2 separate regions of the Homo sapiens genome follow, and region 2 is linked to region 1. Evidence: chromatin loops called from intact Hi-C (ENCODE). Cell type or tissue: CD4-positive, alpha-beta T cell. All regions are shown on one strand. Each heading gives the region's core, and the rest is flanking DNA. Links, peaks and the distances in the headings are about the cores only.

The links. Peaks named below come from ENCODE experiments on the same cell type or tissue, not always from the same donor. Only the 100,000 strongest peaks of a DNase experiment are listed, where the experiment ranks them.
Region 2: a loop joins it to region 1, with 2.5 times the contacts of the local background. A loop is called at or near these places in 3 of 110 quality-filtered maps.

What each region holds. Positions count from the first base shown.
Region 1 is chr2:151,301,918-151,312,819 of GRCh38, reverse strand. LOC107985827 (a long non-coding RNA gene) reads left to right here and starts at 5,921. Exons shown (of 3, transcript XR_001739220.1): 1 at 5,921-5,937; 2 at 7,027-7,112; 3 at 9,012-9,099. In CD4-positive, alpha-beta T cell, for the core only: no CTCF peak of the experiment used is centred there; no DNase peak of the experiment used is centred there; H3K27me3 peaks cover 190 bases.
Region 2 is chr2:151,371,755-151,382,656 of GRCh38, reverse strand. TNFAIP6 (TNF alpha induced protein 6) reads right to left here. Exons shown (of 6, transcript NM_007115.4): 5 at 9,068-9,108; 6 at 2,611-3,293. The coding sequence ends at 3,124. It overlaps LOC101929319 (a long non-coding RNA gene), which reads left to right and starts at 3,286. Exons shown (of 3, transcript NR_110248.1): 1 at 3,286-3,469; 2 at 9,741-9,862. It also overlaps the pseudogene RN7SL124P. RefSeq lists an enhancer at 8,183-8,232. In CD4-positive, alpha-beta T cell, for the core only: no CTCF peak of the experiment used is centred there; no DNase peak of the experiment used is centred there.

The DNA.
Region 1 (10,902 bases), core at 923-8,922:
AGTATATGTGTCAGGTGTGAGGAAGAAAATAGATTTTGAAAGTTATGAGAGCTGTAGAGAGTGAGTTGAGCACGGTTTGTGATTTGGAGGGCCTCCAAAAGTATTAAGGCAGTGGCAGCTGCCACACGCAGACATGAGGGCTAGGCTAAAACAGTAAGGTCAAGTTGTTTGGACAGAAAGCCTACAGGGAGCGGTCCTGGCTCTTGTGTAAGAACTCCGACCGCACAGCCCTGCACTTCAGCTGTGTGTAATGAAAACGGAGTGATGAGTTAGGGAGAGCCAGTGTGGGAGCAACTTTTAGGGCTGTTTTTTAAGGAATGGAAAGGGGAGTGGGGAAAGGATTTAGGATCTGTGTGGTCAACTAGGTTTGCTTTTGTGAGTTTATATAATGGTTCAGTCAGGATGGTAAAACTAGGTATCCAAACGCGGAAGTACCTAACCATGCCCAGGAAGGAGAGGAGTTGTTTTGTAGAAGGGGTTGGGGTTTGGGAGATTAGCCGGACACAATCAGCAGGGAGAGCACGTGTGTTTTCATGCAGAATTATGTTGAGATAGGTAATGGATGAGGAAGAAATTTGGGCTTGACTGAAGTAATGGGGGCTGTCCGTGAAGCCTTGCAGCAGTACAGCCCAGGTAATTTGCTGAGCCTGATGGGTGTCAGGGTCAGTCCAAGTGAAAGCAAAAAGAGGCTGGGATGAAGGGTGCAAAGGAATACTAAAGAAAGCATGTTTGAGATCCAGAACAGAATAATGGGTTATGGAGGGGTTGTGGAGGGAGGTATTGAGGATAGGAGAGTATATGGCTTTGGCACCATGGGGTGATAGGCAAGACAATTTGGTTGTTAAGGTGCAGATCCTGTACTAATCTGTAAGGCTTGTCCGGTTTTTGGACAGGTAAAATGGGGGAATTGTAAGGAGAGTTTATAGGCTTTAAAAGGCCATGCTGTAATAGGCAAGTGATAACAGGCTTTAATCCTTTTAAAGTGTGCTGTGGGATGGGATATTGGCATTGAGTGGGGTAAGGGTGATTAGGTTTTAATGGGACGGTAAGGGGTGCATCATCTGTCACCAAGGAGGGAGTAGAGGTATCCTGTACTTGTGGATTAAGGTGGGGAGATATAAGGAGAGGATGTGAAGGAGGCTTTGAATTGGGGCAAAAGATGGCAATTGAGGTGTGGCTGTAGCCCAGGAATAATCAGGGAAGCAGATAATTTGGTTAAAATGTCTCAGCCTAATAAGGGAACTGGGCAGGTGGGGATAACTAAAAGGAGTGTATAAAAGAATATTGTCCAAGTTGGCACCAGAGTTGGGGAGTTTTAAGAGGTTTAGGAGTCTGGCCGTCAATACTTACAACAGTTTTGGAGGCCAGGGAAACAGGCCCTTGAAAATAAGGTAATGTGGAGTGAGTAGCCTCCATGTTGATTAAGAAGGGGACGGACTTACCCTCCACTGTAAGAGTTACCAGAAGCTCGGCATCCACGATGGTCCCGGAGGCTTCTGAGGCAATCAGGCAGCATCAGTCTTCAGCCGCTAAGATGAGAAGATCCGGGAAGGAGTCAGTCAGAGAACCTTGGGCCAGAGTTCCCGGAAGAATGGCTGCCAGGCGAGTTGAACAGTCCAATTTTCTGTGGGGTCCCACACAGATGGGACATGGCTTACGAGGAATTCTGGGCTGCGGGCATTCCTTGGCCCAGTGGCCAGATTTCCAGCACTTGCTTCTGGGGGAGGGGGTTCTGGAGGAACCCCTGGCAGCTGTGGTTCAGGCGTTTGGAGTTCTTGTGTGCTGGAGCTGTGGCTGGGGTTTGTCTCACAGTGGAGGCAAGGAATTGCAACTTAGAAATACATTGCTACTTGGCTGCCTCTACTCTATTATTGTACACCTTGGAGGTGAGGTTAATTAAGTCCCGTTGTGGGGTCTGAGGGCCGGAATTTAATTTTGGGAGCTTTAGTTAATGTCGGGAGCAGATTGGGTAATAAAATAAAATGCATACTGAGAATAAGACGGCCTTCTGACCCCTATGGGTCTAGGGCAGTAAAATGTCTAAGGGTTGTTGCCAAATGGGCCATGGACTGGGCTGGGTTTTTATATTTGATGAAAAAGAGCCTAAATCCTAGCTGATTTGGGAGAGGTCGGATAAAGAGAAAAGGAGCATTAACCTTGACTATGCCTTTAGCTCCAGCCACCTCTCTCAGAGGAAATTGCTGGGCAGGTGGGGGAGGGCTAGTCGCGGAACAAAACTGTAAGCCAGACCGGGTGAGGAGGGGAGGTGATAAAAAGATTGTGGGGTGGGTGCGCAGAGGCTGAGGAAGAATTGGGACCTGGCTTGGCCTGGCGAGGAGCAGCCTGGGGAGAAAGGGAGGTCAGATGAGTCTGTAGAAAAGGAGGATTCAAAGGACTCAGAGCTTGGGGTGGAGACTGAAGGAACAGACAGGAGAGAAAGAAGAAAGATTTGGGACAAGTCTCATTGGGAGCAGAGACTAGGGAGGGACCAATGTGTAAAAGAATGCCTAGACGTCAGGCACCTGAGACCATTTGCCCATTTTACCACAAAAATTATCTAGATCTTGTAGGACAGACAAATCGAAAGTGCCATTCTCTGGCCACTTGGAACTACTATCGAGTTTGTATTGGGGCTAAGCAGTATTGCAGAAGAAAATAAGACACTTAGATTTTAGGTCAGGCGAGAGTTGACGAGGTTTTAAGTTCTTGAGAACACAGGCTAAGGGAGAAGAAGGAGGAGTGGAGGGTGGAAGGTTGCCCATAGTGAAGGAGGCAAGTTCAAAGAGAAAGGTAGAGACACGGACAAGCGGGGTGGGAAGCAGCCCTGGGCTGCAACGTGGGTGAGCAGCCAAAGCAGGCGTCCCTGCAATTGACTTGCCACCAAGGGAACGTGAGTGAATGACCAAGGCAGGTGTCCCCGCGGAGATCAGACACCAATGGAACATGGGTGAATAATCAGGGAGGCATCCCCGCAATGATTAAACACCAAGGGAAGGTTGCCTTCCCGAGTCTGTGACCGGCGCCAGAGTTTTGGGTCTACGGATAAAATGTGTCTCTTTTGTCTCTACCAGAAAATGAAAGGAATTGAAATTAAGAGAAGGGAGAGATTGAAGGGTGGTGCCAAGATTGAAAGGAGAAAGAGGTTGAGGGATAGTGAGAGAGATTGGAGAAGAGAGTAAAAAGAGGCTGCTTACCCGATTTAAAATCAGTGAGCTGTTCCTTGGGCTGGTTGGTCTGAGGACCTGAGGTCGTAGGTGGATCTCTTCACAGAGTAAGGGTGAGGACAGGGGACTGGTCTCCCAAAGGAGTCCCGCTGACCCGGGTCTTCGGCACCAAATGTCTCATGTGTCTGTGTGAAGAGACCACCAAACAGGCTTTGTGTGAGCAACAAGGCTGTTTATTTCACCTGGGTGCAGGTGGGCTGAGTCCGAAAACAGAGTCAGCAAGGGTGGTGGGATTATCATTAGTTCTTATAGGTTTTGGGATAGGTGGTGGAGTTAAGAGCAATGTTTTGGGAGCAGGGGTTGGATCTCACAAAGTACATTCTCAAAGGTGGGGAGAATTACAAAGAAATTTCTTTGTAATTTCTTAAGAAATTACAAAGCGTGGGGCAGAAACAAATCACAATGGTGGAATGTCATCAGTTAAGCTATTTTCACTTCTGTGGAACTTCAGTTGCTTCAGGCCATCTGGATGTATATGTGCAGGTCACTGGGGATATGGTGGCTTAGCTTGGGCTCAGAGGCCTTACAAGGGTGTGTGTTCTGGGGCAGACAATCCCCCTTTCCCAGTTCCACAGCTTGGGCAATCACTGTGTTTGGGGTGTCTCCCAGGTCCTGCAGGAGCAATCCTCTTCCTTCAGAGGGTCTGTGGGTTTTCTTGGCTTTCCTGATTTATTCCTGCAGTAGTTCTGGAGCAAAAGTTCATGATGAGAGTGTCCACACACTGCTCTGTCTGTCCAAGTGGGAGCTGCAAACTGTCCTGCCTCCCATCTGCCATGATGTTCTCAAGTCTCTCTTGTCCCTTCTCTCTAAAATGCATTGGTGAATTCATTCTTAAAAATACAGGTAAAGCCTCACATTCCCTGTGAGAACACCTCCAACCATCTTTTGCACATCTCTAGCATATCACTTAGCATATCACGTTAGAAAGTTTTATTTGATATATTTCTCTCCTTTGAGTATAGGAAACCTCAGTTTCATGAGGATAGCAATTAGCTGCATTTATTTTGTTTGTTTGTTTTTGTTTTTGAGACAGAGTCTCACTTTGTCACCTAGGCTGGAGTGCAGTGGCGTGATCTCGGCTCACTTCAACCTGCACCTCCTGGGTTCAAGCAATTCTCCTGCCTCAGCCTCCCGAGTAGCTGGAACTACAGGTGTGTGCCACCACACCCAGCTAATTTTTGTATTTTTAGTAGAGACAAGGTTTCACCATGTTGCCCAGGCTGGTCTCGAACTCCTGACCTCAGGTGATCCACCCACCTTGGCCTCCCAAAGTGCTGGGATTATAGATGTAAGCCACAGCACCTGGCCTGTTTATTTTTAAAAATAGTACCAAGCATATAATAAAAACTCAATGAGTTAGTGAATGAATGAATGTAGTGAATACAAGATTCAGTCACTTAACTATGGAGTGACAACCATCTTCTTTTACTCATTTAACACATTTATTTGGCAATTATTTGTTTCATGTCTACTTTATGCCAGGCATCAATCCAGTACAGCCAATGAGCAAGACACACAAAGTTACTGCTTTCATGGAGCTTACATTCTAGCAGCAGTGACAGAGAAAAAATGGAGCAATAAGTAAACAAGGAAATTATCAGATAATGATGAGTGCTTTGAAAGACTCAGCATAGGCTGACATGATAGAAAAGAGGGTCAGGAAAGGCCTCTCTGAGGAGGTGACATTGAAGCTTAGATCTGAATGACCTGAAGGAGCCAGCCATGCCAGACAGATGGGAAGGCTGGAGCAAAAGCCCTGTGGCAAGAATGAACTTGACCAATTCTCCAAAAACAAAAGGGAGAGCAAGGTGATGAAAGAGCTTAATGAAAGGGGGAACTTACTGTGAGGGGAAAGGTAGGCAGTGGCAGGTACTGTGGGGCTGCGTAAGCCAGGTTGGGCATATGGAGTTGAATTTATATGCAGTAGGAGGTTTTTCAGCAGGTGACAACATGATTTAATTTATGTTTTAAAAAGATCACTCTGGTGTCTCATCAGAGGAGAACTTATAGTGGATTAAGAGGGGGAGCAGGGAGTCATCTCAGGAGGCTACTGCAGTTGTCCAGGGAGAGTTGATGGGATGGTGGCTTGGATGGTGATGGCAACAATGGAGAAGGGAAAGAAGTGTACTGGTTCAGGGACATTTTGGAGGTTTGCTCTTGAGTTGGATGAGTAGCAAGAGGGGGTAAGAGCTTTCAAAGATAGTTTGATGAATGCAAATCCTTTATTCACTTTTGTTACCAGGAATTTAGTACTAAGGATTTTATTCACCTTTGTGACCAGGAATTTAGCACTAAGTATTAGTCAAAAGAGAAAAGAGTGTGGAATCCTTTTGCACATCCTTGCCGATGGCTATTGGGTCAAGTGGAAAGGTAAAGAAGACTTGTTTTTGGACAGAGGCTGACCTTGGGGATACTAAGCATTTTCTTGAGGAGGGGAGTTCTTTGGCTAACAATATTTAATATGCCCTCGCAAGATACCAAAACCAACCAGCAAGAGACGCATAGCATCTACTGAGGTGCCAACAATATCAGAAGTTGAAGATGCCAACACAAAAGGACCTCTTGGGCCTTTCTTTTAGGTGTGTCAGTGAATGTGAGATGTGGAGAGACAATGGAACATGGTTAACTGAAGTCTTTTTCAAAAATGCCTTCTAGGAGACCATCAGGCTGCCTACTGGAGCTTTGGCTGCTTTTCTAGCCAAATAGGAAATGTGTGAGTGTCCTAAGGGCTCGGGCCCCGTCTTAGTCATCTTTGAATTCCCACCCAAGGATTAGCAGAATGCATGACATAATACATTGCAAGAGCTGAGTGAAGATTTAAGCAAAGGGAAAAATGATAATTGTCCCAGAGGATAGTCCAGCCCTTTGTATGCTGTAACCTCAATATCAAATTTATGTTTTGTGGTTTGGCTATGATCCCATTAAGGCTAATTTCTCTTTCTTGGGAAACATTCGATCATAATCAATTCCTTTGTTCCGTTTTTTTTTTTTTTTTTTTTTGAGACAGGGTCTCACTCTATCACCCAGGCTAGAGTGCAGTGGCATGATTCAGCTCACTGCAACCTCCCGAGCTCAAGCGATCCTCCATCCTTGGCCTCCCAAGTAGCTGGGACCACAAGTGTGCACCACTGTGTCTGGCTAATTTTTGTATTTTTTTTGTAGAGACAGAAAAATACCCAGCTTGGCTAGTCTCAAACTCCTGGATTCAAGCAATCTGCCTGTCTTGGCCTCTCAAAGTGCTGGGATTACAAGCATAAGCCACCATGTCCAGCCTTCCACATGTTTGATTAAATATGCTAAACCCAATTTTCCAATGTACATTTACAAAATAATTTTTATTTTTTGTTCTGTTGCAAATTTTTGTGTCACTTGATAACTAATTGCCACCTCAGTTATATTTACTTATATGTACAAACATACTATATACAAATTTTCTTCATTTGTTAAAGAAAATAAAATTTAATTGAATAAAAATTATGAATACAAATAAACAAGTGTAGAAATAAAGGGTACCCATAACTTTGCCTTCAAAGAAACTTTAAAGATTTACACAGGGACTTTTTTCTATGTATATATACGCATACACACACACACACACACACACACACACACACACATTTTGTGGGGGTGACAAAAATGGGATCACTGTAGACTTAATGTTTTGCAATTGGATTTAAATATTCTTTTAAAATATAAGTAATATAATTAATAAGTGGGAACTTAACTTTGAGTTCAGAGTGTGCTGCTTCTTCTTTTTCTCTTTTCTTTGACAGTATTTCTTTTTATACCTTTTATAACATAGAACATTATTCTATGAGCCCAACTGAGAAAATGAATGGAAGTTCAACTAAGTAAGATGTCAGCCCAACTTAAGGACTTAGGCATCTGGTGAGTGGTTGGACAAGATGACCTCTGATTTCTCCAACTCTGAGATTCTGTGAATGGAGACAGGAGATAGGAATTTGTAAGGCTAATTGGACTGAAAAGACTGAATTACTGGTATAAGGGAGTTCTGGGAAATTAGGTTGGAAAGGTGGATTATGGCCTGGTTGCATTTACATCTTGGCTCTCCAGCTGGGCATGTAGATGCATGTTGGGAGCAAATGCACATCAAAGAAGAGTGACAAGATCAGGAATCTTCTGCTTCCCCTTCTCCTTCCCCTTCCCCTTCCCCTCCCCCTTCCCCTCCTCCTCCTCCTTTTTCTTCTTCTTCCTCCTCTTCTTCCTCTTCTTCTTTTTTCTTCTTCTTTCTTCTTCTCCCTTCCTCTCCTCTCTTTTCATCTTCCTCTTTTCTAACTTTTATAGAAAATGAATATCAAATTCTCTCACTTTTATGGGCCTCCTCTTCCTTGAATTCCCATATGAAGTAACTTGAGCTCACTTCCCATATAATGAAGGAAAGTTCTATGCCAGATACACAAATCTGTCCTCTCTTTTCCTATAAATCTGAAAACAGTAAATCTCCATAAAGACAGGGACTAGTTTTACCTACATCGTCTTACAATAGTATACAAAGACTTGCATGCAAATAGGACTCACTACAATTTTTACTTTTTATTTTTTAATTATGGTAAAATACACATAACAAAATTTATCATCAACCATTTTTAAGTGTACATTTCAGTGGTATTAAGTACATTCACATTGTTGAACAACCATCACTACCATCCATCTCCAGAACTCTTTTCATTTTGCAAAACTGAAACTTGGCCGAATGCTGTGGCTCACGCCTGTAATCCCAGCACTTTGGGAGGCTGAGGTGGGCAGATCACCTGAGGTCAGGAGTTCGAGACCAGCCTGGCCAACATGGTGAAACCCCGTCTCTACTGAACATACAAAAAAAATTAGCTGGGTCTGGTGGCAGGCGCCTGTAATCCCAGCTACTTGGGAGGCTGAGACAGGAGAATCGCTTGAACCCAGGAGGTGGAGGTTGCAGTGAGCCGAGATGGCGCCGTTGCACTCCAGCCTGGGGGACAAGAGCAAGACTTTGTCTCAAAAAACAAAAATAAAAACAAAAACAAACAAAAAACAAACAAACTGAAACTCTATGCTCATTAAACAATAACTCCCCATTCACTCCTTCCCTCATCCCCTGGCAACCACCATTCTATTTCCTCTGTAAATTGGATTATTCTAGGTTCCTTATATAAATGGAACCACACAATACTTGTCCTTTTGTAGATGACTTATTTCACTTAGCATAATGTCCTCAAGGTTCATACATAATCTATTCTATACCAGACTTTCCTTCCTTTTTAAGGCCAAATAATACTCCATTGCATCTATATGGCACATTTTATTTATTGACTCATCTAACTAAAATTATTTTGATAAGAATCCTGTAGCCCATAGATCCATTAAGGCCACAGACTTCTTTTGGGCCTGCAAAAGTCACCACTGTATCACTTAAAAGTTTCCCAACATTTCCTGATTTTGTTTGACAGCCTAGAATTCTTTGAGATGCTTTTTATTCTCAGACATAGCTGCTGTTCTTTCAGGGATCAGGGTATCTTAGGGCCAGGGCTGTGGTTAAATAGGAAGAAGGGTAAGATCAAGGCCACAAGTAGGTTAATATTACCTTATTCAACAAGTATTCACAGGTCACTCTTTTTGGAAAACACCACCTTAGTTGCTTTGGTAGCTACTCTATATCACAATGGCCAGGTGGCCTTTGGGTGGACAGAGTGATATAATTTGTAAATCAATGGGCTTGACACTACTTAGACTCTGGGCTTAATAACCAAGATAGACTCTTACAGAGAAGTTGTGCTTTTCACACACATGCAGGCATTTCCACAAGTCAAGAAACAGCAGAAGATACTGGACGCGGTGGCTCACGCCTGTAATCTCAGCACTTTGGGAAGCCAAGGTGGGCAGATCATGAGGTCAAGAGATCAAGACCATCCTGGCCAACATGGTGAAACCCCCATCTCTACTAAAAATACAAAAACTACCTGGGCGTGGTGGCGCGTGCCTATAGTTCCAGCTACTCAGGAGGCTGAGGCAGGAGAATCGCTTGAACCTGGGAGGCAGAGGTTGCAGTGAGCCGAGATTGTGCCGCTGTACTCCAGCCTGGGTGACAGAGTGAGACTCCATCTCAAAAAAAAAAAAAAGAAACAGCAGAAGATGGACAAGAGACTCTGCCTCCCATCTTCCCTTCACAACTCACCCTCCTTACCCCAACTACCTCCTTCCGGTGGCTTGGTTTTGAGGCCATGTTGTAAATTAGCTGCAAAAGAAGACCAGGGAAGACGTTTCTCCTACACCTTGCAAGCCCCCCTGTATTTTCAGTATTTCTGGTAAGGACCTCACCACATGTGGTGCAGAGCATGGTGCTATGCAGAATGATGTAGAGAGAATGAATTTTCCCTTTCCAGACACATTTTATGTTATCACTGTTGTCAAAGCAGATGAAAAATCAGGTTGCCGCTGAGTCACAGCCTCCACAATGGCACACCCCCTCTCCTCCATGTGTCCAGAGAACTGATGTAATTTCTTAAGAGATTTCTCAGGAAAACGTGATTCTTTCTGTGTATCTCCCAGTAATGTTACTTTGGTTTATGCTCATAAAAGCATAGGTTGGCTGTAATCTTAATTAGCCCTCACTGAACAATATTTTTCTTATTTTTTTCCTAGGGTTTTCTTCAGTAACCATATCTAATTTTTTTGTCATAGCAGTGTGCCCCAAGAAAAAGTTTCAGACAGCAGAAACAGATCTAAAGATTAATAGCATATAAAAGATTTTCTACTTTTTTTCCCAAAAAGTGAAGCTAATCTGAATGAAATATAAGAAAGTGTAATTTTTCTAGACGTTTATGTCTGTACCACAGCAGGGGGGTTCCCTTGTAAATGAGTTATCTTTTTTTTCCAAAAAGAAGTTTATTGCAAGGAGGCTTATTAACTAGTCCTGGGAGTTGATGAAAGTCCCATCTCTTTGCCTGGGGTGTGTAACTCAGTGGGAGTCAGTTCCACACGGAGTTTTGGTGGCGATGATCTCACTATTTTATACCTCATGTCTACACTTTAGTTTATGTAAAAAAGTTCCTTTCCCTGATGAAAAATGTCCCGTCTGTGACAAAGTTGTTCTTGCCTTTTCGTGTGTCCTTTTTTCCTCCCAGTTGGACATGAATCACACTCTTCATATTTTGGTATGTAGTAGTTATTAATTAATTCAACCAGTTGAAGACAGTCCCATGCCAGATTGTTACTGGCACTTGTTATTTGACATCTGTGGGTACAACTGGTAATGAGCAGGCTTTATCTGAAATCCTCAGTCAGCAGCACAATATTCCAGGAGATGGGACCATCACAGCTAGCATGCACGCCCTGCTGCTTTCTGCCTCCCACCTAAAGGCTAGGAGATGGCCACATAGATGCAATGATCTAGGGCTAATAAAGTATGGGCTTCCCTAAAGTTGCTTCCTTACTGGACTACTAGAATAACATTAAAGTTAATTTAAAAATTTCTAATTGATATATAATATTTGTACCTTTTTATAGGGTTCATATATTTTGTTACAGGCATAGAATGTATAATAATCAAGTCAGGGTATTTAGGGTATTTATATTTTTGTACTGAGAACATTTCTTTCCAGTATTTATTTATTTGTATTTCTTTGTACTGGGAACATTTCAAGTCCTCTCTTCTAGCTAATTTGAAATATACAATACAATGTTA
Region 2 (10,902 bases), core at 1,590-9,589, 69 kb before region 1:
GAAAGTCTCCTTTCAGCCCACTTGTCCTTACAGCTACCACTTCCTTGTTAGCCAGACCCACTGTCTCCAATACCTCTCCTTTCTCCTCTAGTTCACTTTTCACACACTTCAGTTGGGCCTTTGCCTCCTCCCCACTGAAACTGCCCATCCAGGTCACTGATGATCTCACAGTGTCAGTAGTTTATAATGCAGCACCCTAACCTATGTTTAATATGTAGTCTATTTATTATGTATATTAATTATTATCTCTCTCCCTCCACCAGAACATAAGCTCCTCAAACGTGGGGATTTTTGTTCCTTTGGTTCTCTGGTATTCCCTAAGTGCCTAGAACAGTGCTTGGCACATGCTTTTTTTTTTTTTTTTTAGCGAAGTCTCACTCTTACCCCCAGGTTTGAGTGCAATGGCTCAATCTCAGCTCACTGCAACCTCCGCCTCCCGGGTTCAAACGATTCTCCTGCCTCTGCCTCCCAAGTAGCTGGGATTAAGTCGCTTGCCACCATGCCCGGCTAATTTTTGTATATTTTAGTAGAGACGGGGTTTCACCATTTTGGCCAGGCTGGTCTTGAACTCCTGACCTCAGGTGATCTGCCTGCCTTGGCCTCCCAAAGCGCTGGGATTACAGGTGTGAGCCACTGTGCCCGGCCGGCACGTGCATTTTTGTTTAATTTAATTAGATGGTAATCATTGCTTGTTTAGGGATGGAAAGGCGTGATACCTTTCCTTACCATCATAAGGCCAACACTCCTATAACAAAGGCAGGCTAACAAAAGAAAAGCATTATAAATTTATTTAATCAAAATTTTATGTGACATGGGAGCCTACAGAAATGAAGACTCAAAGACCCAAGGAAAATTGTATTTTTATGTTTAGGTTTGATGAAGAATAGACGGCCATGTAGAAATGTGATTGGACAAATCATGTGATCTCATGGCAATAGACCAAGTGGGGAGGCCCAGTAAGGCCTGTCTGTCTAGATTCTTCTTGGCCTCTCTGTGTAACACTCCTTCCTTCTGGGTGTGGGGCAGGACTCTTCTGGAATGAGGGTCTGCAAGGGAGAAGGAGGACAGAGAGACCTTTCTAGGTTTTATAGCGTGCTTTTTGGGAGAGGAGTCTGTAACTAGACTTGAGGAAGAGGAATTTTGGTTCTGGTTGCTTTTTTTTTTTTTTAAAGACAGGATCTCACTCTGTCTCCCAGACTGGAATGCAGTGATGCAATCATAGCTCCAGTGCAGCCTCAAACTCCTGGGCTCAAGTGATCCTCCCGCCTCTGCCCCCCAAGTAGCTGGGACTACAGACATGTGGCACTATGCCCAGATAATTTTTAATTTTTTAATTTAAAATTTTTTTCATAGAGATGAGGTCTTGCTATGTTGCCCAGCCTGGTTTTGAACTCCTGAGCTCAAGAGATCCTCTGCCTCGGCCTTCCAAAGTGATGGGATTACAGGAGTGAGCCACTGCGCCCGGTGAATTCTGGTTTTTATGACTTGCTTTGGAAGAGGAAGACTTGGGGCAAGAGGGAAGATGGAAGGAGAAGGTCACAGAGATCTTGCTTCTGAGGCCTTCCAGTCTCCTTTAGCTCAAAGTACTCAGTATCCCAAAGTGTCATACTTTAGGGTATCGTCTGAGTCCCAACATCCCTCATTACCGAGTAACAACTGTGTTTTTTTCTCCCTAAAAAGGTGAAGTGACAAAACAAAAATAAAATATAGATGAATACATGTCATATCTTATAATGGGAATTTTTATTCTCTTAAATAAAAGTTATAGGAGGTCATTGGTTTGGACTTAGCTTCTGCACCAGGCCAAAGAGACCAAACCAAAATGGAGTCACTCATGCTAAAGTTTCACACCACCAACCCGAAATTAGTTGTTTATCTGACCTTCCAAGAAACCAAGAGCCACAGAGAGATAATAGCCAAACCCTCAAACAGACCAGTTTTAGCTGGCATGATAAGGAAGTTGCCTCTGCTTTAACCTTTATAAGAAAAGTAACTTTGAAACAACCAGTCTGCTTTTTGTTTTCTGTTTCTGCTCTCCTCAGCCCTTTTATATCAATAAAACCAACGTCCTCTGCTCAGCTCATCAGAACACTCATTCTATTTTAAAAATGAGGTGCCTGATTCTAGAATTGCAAATAAAAGCCAATTAAGATCTTTAAACTAAATTTGTTGTCATTTTGTCTTTTGACAGTCCTAAACATAAATATGAGAAAAGAGACCTCAGCAAAATCAAGTATAATTGCAAATAAATTTTAACATTTGATATATTTTAAAGAACCATTAAAGTAAAAGACAAAATATAAACTAAAAATTAAATTACAGCATATATGACAAACATGGACATATATAATAATTTCTAACAAATCAATAGAGAAGATTATATCAGTTTTTAAAAATAGTGAAAAAAAGGCATGGAAAAATAATTCACAAAAAAAATTAACAAAAAATTATATAACCATCAATCTCATGAATAAAGAAATGCAAATTCAAACTACAGTGAGGCCTCATTTTTGCCTATCAAAACAGAAAATTTTATTTTAATTAACCTTTGATTCAGTAATTCTATTTCCAGGTCCTTGTCTTAAATAATTAGAGAGGTGCACAAATATGTGTGTTCAAGGATATTTATTGCAACAATATTTATGAAAATGACCTGAAATTCCAACAATAGAGACAGGCTTAAATAATGCATAAAACATTCATATCATAGAATATTTTACAGCTGTTTAAAATCATGTTTTTGTAGAATAATCAATGATTTCAGAAAATGTTTATAAAGTTCAAGATTTAAAAAGTATAATACAAAACTGTACATAGAGCAGGATTCCAAAATTTCAAATGCAAATACATATAGGTACATATATACATATACCACAAATAGAAAAATGACTGAAAGAAAAAAATATGAAAATGTTAACGCTTGTTATTTCTATGCAGTGGGATTATGAGAGGTTTCATTTTCTCGTTTAAAGTTTCCTATATTTTCCAATTTTCCCTAAATTATGTATTGCTTTCACATTTAGAAAAATAATAAATAAATGTTAATAATAACAGTGAGATCAAAGGAGTTCCAAAAGATTCCAACATAAACACTGTGTGTTTTGATCATCCTTTTTTTTTTTTTTATAAGTGGCTAAATCTTCCAGCTAAAAAGTTTTTATTTCCAGTAGAAGTAGTACTTGTATTTTTTCCTTGACTGGATTTGGATACAGGATCCATTGCAACATATTTGATTTGGAAACCTCCAGCTGTCACTGAAGCATCACTTAGAAACTTCAAGGTCATGACATTTCCTGTTGCGGGGAAGGAGGCAAAAGAACAAAGATGTTACTCTCCTTTGATTTGGCTGACAATTCAAAGACTCTTCATTCTCATAGGAGAATATAAGAATTCATGAACAAGATTCCCAGAATTCAGAGGTCGATTCTCAAGCTGAAGAGTCTGTGGTTTCATTGCCGCATGGAACAGGGTGAGAGACGTTTGTATTTTTTCCTTTGGTCCTCCAATCTATCCTACAGGAAATTTTGTCTATTGTATTTATTTATTTATTTTTGAGATGGAGTCTCACTCACTCTGTTGCCCAGGCTGGAGTGCTGTGGCGCGATCTCGGCTCACCGCAACCTCCGCCTCCCGGGCTCAAGCGATTCTCCTGCCTCAGCCTCCCGAGTAGCTGGGATTAAAGGCACGCACCACCACACCTGGCAGATTTTTTTGTATTTTTACTAGAGACGGGGTTTCACCATGTTGGCCAGGCTGGTCTCAAACTCCCGACCTCAGGTGGTCCACGCACCTCGGCCTTCCCAAGTGTTGGGATTACAGGCGTGAGCCACCGAGTTGGCCTCTCTCTTGTATTTAAAAGGTACTCTTGGGCTGGGCCTGGTGGGTCACGCCTGTAATCCCAGCACTTTGGGAGGTCGAGGTGGGCAGATCACCTGAGGTCGAGAGTTCCATACCAGCCTGACCAACATGGTGAATCCCCGTCTCTATTAAAAATACAAAAAATCAGCCGGGCTTGGTGGCGTGTGCCTGTAATCCCAGCTCCTCGGGAGGCTGAGGCAGGAGAATCCTTGAACCCGGGAGGCGGAGGTTGCAGTGAGCCAAGATTCTGCCATTGCACTCCAGCCTGGGCAACAAGAGCAAAACTCCGTCTCAAAAAAAAAAAAAAGAAGATACTCTTTGTAGAAGGAACATCCACAGAATTACAGGAGAATGGCAGGGCAGGTCAAACCAGCGATGGGTGGATGAGTTATTTACTAAATGATGTCAGAGCAACAAGTTTCACATTTATTAGAAATGAAGCTAGATTCCTACTTTACACAGAGTACCTAAACACATTTTACCGTAATATAAAGACCAAAATGTGCTAAATAAAAAGGAAAAACTTTATTATATAACATAAAATATAGGAATATTTATATCTTTTTCAAAAAGGAGGCAAAGGCCTTCTTTTTGTTTGTTTTTGGAGACAGGATCTCACTATGTTGCCCAGGCTGGTCTCAAGCTCCTGTGCTCAAGTGATCCTTCTACCCCAGCTTCCCAAAATGTTGGGGTCACAGGCATGAGCTGCAAATATATATAAACAAAAGCAGAGTATATACATTCCTAATGCTTGCTTTTATCTATTAACTCATTTAACCCCCACAACAACACTGCGAGGTGAGGGGGATACTTTTTAAATATTCATTTTACAGATAAGAAACTGAGGCACAGAGTGACTACTAAGTAGCTTGCCCAAAGCCACAGAACTAAATGGGCAGAGTCAGGTTTGAGCACAGGCAGTCTGGTTTCCGAGTTCATGCTCTGATTCTCAGACTGCTATTTTCTCATATTTGGAAGATTTGCCTAAATATAAAAAAAAAATTTTGCACGAGACAGACTGAGAGAAAATAGGGTTAATATCTCTAATATACAAAGAAATAAAAAAGAGAAAGACAAAAGCGCCAAAGAATATGCAAGAAATATAAATTCATAGGCAATTCATAGGTGTTCAAAGGGCTAATAGACATTTAAAAATGTGTTCAAAAACACTACCAAAAATTCAACTTAGATTATTAATGATACTTTTTTGCTCTTCTATTGTGAGAGAATTCAGAGAATATTCAGCTGGTTAAAATGTAAATTGGTTAGGTATGAGTCGACAGGCCTTATTAAAAAACAAACAAACAAACAAACAAACAAACACAAAAATGGCCGGGCACGGTGGCTCACGCCTGTAATCCTAGCACTTTGGGAGGCCGAGGCGGGTGGATCATGAGGTCAGAAGATTGAGAGCATCCTGGCTAACACAGTGAAACCCTGTCTCTACTAAAAATACAAAAAATTAGCCAGGCGTGGTGGCGGGTGCCTGTAGTCCCAGCTACTTGGGAGGCTGAGGCAGGAGAATGGCGTGAACCCGGGAGGCGGAGCTTGCAGTGAGCCGAGATCCTGCCACTGCACTCCAGCCTGGGCGACAGAGCGAGACTCACTCTCAAAAAAAAAGAAAAGAAAAGAAAAGAAAAGAAAATGTAAATTGGGAGTCAGCCAGGCAAGGTGGTTTATGCCTGAAATCCCAGCACTTTGGGAGGCTGAGGCAGGAGGACAGCTTGAATTCAGGACTTCAGGACCAGCCTAGGCAACATAGCAAAACCCCATCTCTACTAAAAATAAAAAATAAAAATTAGCCTTGTGCGGGAAAATCACTTGAGCCTAGGAGTTTGAGGCTGTAGTGAGCTGTGATGGCGCCCTTGCACTCCAGCCTGGGTGACAGAACAAGACCCTGTCTCAAAAAAAACAAAAAAAAAAAAAAAAAAAAGAAAAGAAAAAGAAATGTAAATTGGCACTGTAGGAATCTATTTTTTTTTAAAGTAGAATTACTGAGTAAAGACAGAGGTTTTAAAATGTTCATTGAAACGTTGAATAACAAAAGAAAAAAATCAGAATCAAATGCCTCAGAATGTTAAATATTAGTACATGACAAATTACAGTATATCCATACAGTGACCTATTAGGCAGTCATGAAAAAGAATTTGAATGATCTAAATATCATACTCTGACATGGAAATATGTCCATAGTTTCCACATATATAATGTTTGTATAATAGAAAAACATCTGGAAGGATGGTCACTACAGAGTTATCAAATGCCTTTCTGGGATGGAGAGGTGAGGAGAGTAGGCACATCCTTACTTTTATATCTCTTATTAATGTGGTAGGATTATGGACAATTTCAGGTTCTTTCTTTCTTTTTTTTTTTTTTTTTTGAGACAGAATATCACTCTGTCTCCCAGGCTGGAGAGCAGTGGCATGATCATGGCTCACTACAGCCTTGACCTCCCTGGACTGAGGTGATCCTCCTACCTCAGCCTCCCGAGTAGCTGGGACTACAGGTACGCATCAGGATGCCTGGCTAACTTTGTATTTTTAAATTTTTTTTGAAAGGGAATCTTACTTTGTTGCCCAGGCTAGCGTGCAGTGGAGCCATCTCAGCTAACTACAACCTCTGCCTCTCAGGTTCAAGTGATTTTCCTGCCTCAGCCTCCTGAGTAACTGGGATTACAGGCACGTGCCACCACACCGGGCTAATTTTTTGTGTTTTTAGTAAAGATGGGGTTTCACCATATTGGCCAGGCTGTCTTGAACTCCTGATCTTAAGTGATCCACCCGCCTTGGCCTCACAAAATGCTAGAATTACAGGTATGAGCCACTGTGCCCGGCTGACTTCTGTATTTTTTTGTAGAGACAGGGTTGCATCATGTTGCCCAGGCTGGTCCCAAACTCCTGAGGCTCACGCCTCTCACCTTGGCCTCCCAAAGTGCTAGGATTATAGGCACGAGCTACCATGCTTGGCCAATGTCTTTATTTTCTATTTTTGTTTTGTAATCTATACCCTGGGTTGAGTAAGCGTATATTTAAAAAGAAAACCAGATCAAAATGTTAATAGTATTATGCTTGATAGGATTTTTTTTTTTTTTGAGATGGGGTCTTGCTCTGTCACCCAGGCTGGAGTGCAGTGGCACAATCTCAGCTCACTGCAACCTCTGCCTCCCAGGTTCAAGCGATTCTCCTGCCTCAGCCTCCCAAGTGGCTGGGACTACAGGCGTGTGCCACTGCACCTGGCCAATTTTTTGTATTTTTAGTAGAGACGGAGTTTCACCGTGTTAGCCAGGATGGTCTCGATCTCTTGACCTGGTGATCCGCCCACCTCATCCTCCCAATGTGCTGGGATTACAGGCGTAAGCCACCACACCAGGCCTATGCTTGATAGGATTTTATGTTAACTGTATCTTATATCTTCTTTTTCTATTACTTTGTATCAATGTCCTCTTCCTGATTTTTTGCTAAATCTTTGGCTTTTTTGTTTTAACTATATTCTTTTCTGTTTCTTGATTTGTTTCTCTTTGAATGATAAATTGTGTGGGTTTTTTTTTTCCCAGTTTCTTGAAGTTGTGCCAATAAAACCCCACCACTGATTTGATTACATTTGGAGTAAGTTGTCTACTTTAGAGAAAAAAGGAAAATGTAAAATTTCAGACTTTTTTTTTTTTTTTTTTTTTGAGACGGAGTTTTGCTCTTGTTGCTCAGGCTGGAGTGCAATGGCGCTATCTTGGCTCACCACAACCTCTGCCTCCCGGGTTCAAGCAATTCTCCTGCCTCAGCCTCCCAAGTAGCTGGGATTACAGGCATGTGCCTCCACGCCTGGCTAATTTTGTATTTCTGGTAGAGACGGTGTTTCTCCATGTTGGTCAGGCTGGTCTCGAACTCCTGACCTCAGGTGATCGGCCTGCCTTGGCCTCCCAAAGTGCTGGGATTACAGACGTGAGCCACGGCACCTGGCCTAGGCTTCTTTTTAACTTCTTTGTTTAATAGGATTCTCATCCCCCAACTACCTCCTACAGCAATAAGATGTTTTCTTTCAACTTTCTGTTAATATAAAATATATTTTCAAGAAAGGAATGAGAGATAAGTAAACGGTTTAATTTAATAGGTTATCTTTCTTAAGGGAGTTTGTAACAGAATAATGAACTAACAAGGTTTAAGCATTAATCATTCGATAACAGAGCAGGAAGTTCCATCTGTTACAGTTATGACGAATAAATTAGAATTGAGTCACTGAAAGGCTGGGGTGTGGGAGTAAGTTAACTAGTAGTATCTGAGTACTTAGAAATTGCAACTCAATGTAGTTTTGTTGTTTATAGTTGCAGAAGTACTGTGATAGTTTTATGACTTGGGAGAAAATAGAGCACTTAAAAATGCCAGCTGCTGGTGCTGGTGATGGAAATAAAATAAAATACTGAATACATGTAAGAAAGGAAGTTTTTAGCCAGAAAATAGCAGTATGGGATAAATTAAAGAGTGATATTGCATATTGAGATAAATTTATGCGACTACAGGGCATTTCTTGAGGTACATTTCTTGGAACAAAGTCACAGAAAATAATGGGGGGGTGGGCAATATTTGGAAAGCACTACCTATTATATCTGGTCTTTTCAGATTTACTACACATGATTAGCATATTAAAAGATCCCTGCTGTCTTCCAGTGAAGAAACCTGTTTGATATTGTTTAACCCAACGTTTTCCAAATTTATTTGACCTTAGAGCCCTCTTCTCATGTAACATCTATTTAAATCTCACAGAACTTTGTTATTTGAAACATTCTCTGGAGAATATTGTACTAAGATAAAAATGTAATGAATATGATGTAAGATTGTTTTAGTGACAAAGATTTTTAATGACTTTATAAATGACTTCAACCCTTTATCAATGAAAAATTTCAGCCATTTTATTAGCACATTTATGGAAATCATAAACTATAGCAATATTTGTGGATTTGCAGATTCAAGACTCTCAGATACATTACATTTTCAGCAAAGAAGAGTTTATACATTTTTTAGTGCAAGCAGTTGGCATAAATCTTTAATTTTTTTTTTTTTTTTGCATTTTACAACCTAGCAAGCTGCATCTGGTGTTGGTTCTTTCAACTTTAAAAAGTGAATAATAACTACTATTTACTATTTAACAGTGTCCCTTTACTTTCAGGGACACTGTAAAGAAACAAATCATAGTTTTGGTCCTCAATTTAAAACCTTACCTGTACTGATGATGTCATCTGGAAGCTCATCTCCACAGTATCTGAAAAGGAATTTTTAGAAAAGAGATGTCACACAAATGAATATTATACAGCTAGTAAAGTGGCTGTTACTGATAATTAAGCCTCTAAGTAATAGCTCATTGTTCCATAATTTTTAAAATTTCTATTGTTATTTTACCTGGATTTGTAAGAGAGAGTAGGAGTTAAAACAAAGTTTGTTATTTGAAATAATCTTCTTACAATATTGATGATATTTTATTTTATTTTATTTTATTTAGATGGAGTCTTGCTCTGTCGCTCAGGCTGGAGTGCAGTGGCGCAGTCTCGGCTCACCGCAACCTCTTCCTCCTGGGTTCAAGCGATTCTCCTGCCTCAGCCTCCCAAGTAACTGAGATTACAGGCATGCACCACACCTGGCTAATTTTTGTACTTTTAGTAAAGATGGGGTTTCACCATGTTGGCCAGGCTGGTCTTGAACTCCTGGCTTCAGGTGATCCTCCCGCCTCAGCTTCTCAAAGTGTTGGGATTACAGGTGTGAGCCACCGCACCCAGCCAATGAGATTTTAAAGGAAAGATATGTGTGGCATTTTTACTTTGTGTAACTAGAAAATTTTGTGCAGCAGATAATTTGAATCTATTTGGAAAAATTAAAATTTTCTTTCTTTTTTTTCAGATGGAGTCTCGGTCTATAGCCCGGGCTGGAGTACAATGGCACAATCTCAGCTCACTGCAACCTCTGCCTCCTGGGTTCAAGTGATTCTCCTGCCTCAGGCTCCCGAGTAGCTGGGATTACAGGTATGTGCCACCACACCCTACTAATTTTTGTATTTTTAGTAGACACAGGGTTTTGCCATGTTGGCCAGGCTGGTCGCAAACTCCTGACCTCAGGTGATCCAACTGCCTCGGCCTCCCAAAGTGCTAGGATTACGGGCATAAGCCACTGTGTCCAGCCTTAAAAATTTATTTCTAATTAATTTTATAAAGTTTTCTTCACAGTTGTAGAAGAATGGGCATATGCTTGGTGATATTAATATTTTGAATTCTAGGATAGACTGATTTAAATCTGGAAAAATTATTTTGGACCTTATAGGTGTAAAAGGATTTGATTTTTATCTGAATCATGACTTGAAAGGAACCCTTTTACACATATAAAAAGGTAAGGGTTTTACAGGTTTCTAAATATGTAATTTATTCTAGAGGAAAAGTCTAAATTTACCTAAAGGGTAAATTATATAATATAAATCCAAGAAATAACAAATTAGCCTGTTCAAACCTCCTAAAGACAGTAGTTTATTATTTTATATAAGATAGGATGTTGCTGTATTGCCCAGGCTGAAATACAATGTTTATTCATAGGCTCCTTCCCAATTCTCAGCACGGGAGTTTTAATCTGCTTGTTTCTGACCTGGGCAGGTTCACCCCTCCTTAGGCAACCTGGTGGTACCCTACTCCTGAGAGGTCATCATATTGATGCTGCTCTTAGTGTGGACACCCCACCAGCATAGCGCACTGTAGCCCAGAACTACTGGGCTCAAGTGCTCATCCTGCCTCAGCTTCCAAAGTAGCTGGGACCACAGGTGTGCCTGCCTGTACTTTGTTCTTAATTCCCCAACTCTACTTTGTGTCTTCATCAAACTATTTTTATAAACTATCTTTTCTCTATAGCAGTAGTCTGTCAGCTAAAGAAGAAAACAAGGCCAGGTGCGGTGGCTCACACCTGTAATCCCAGCACTTTAGAAGGCTGAGGCGGGTGGATCACCTGAAGTCAGGAGTTTGAGACCAGCCTGGCCAACATGGTGAAACCCCACCTCTACTAAAAATACAAAAATTAGCCA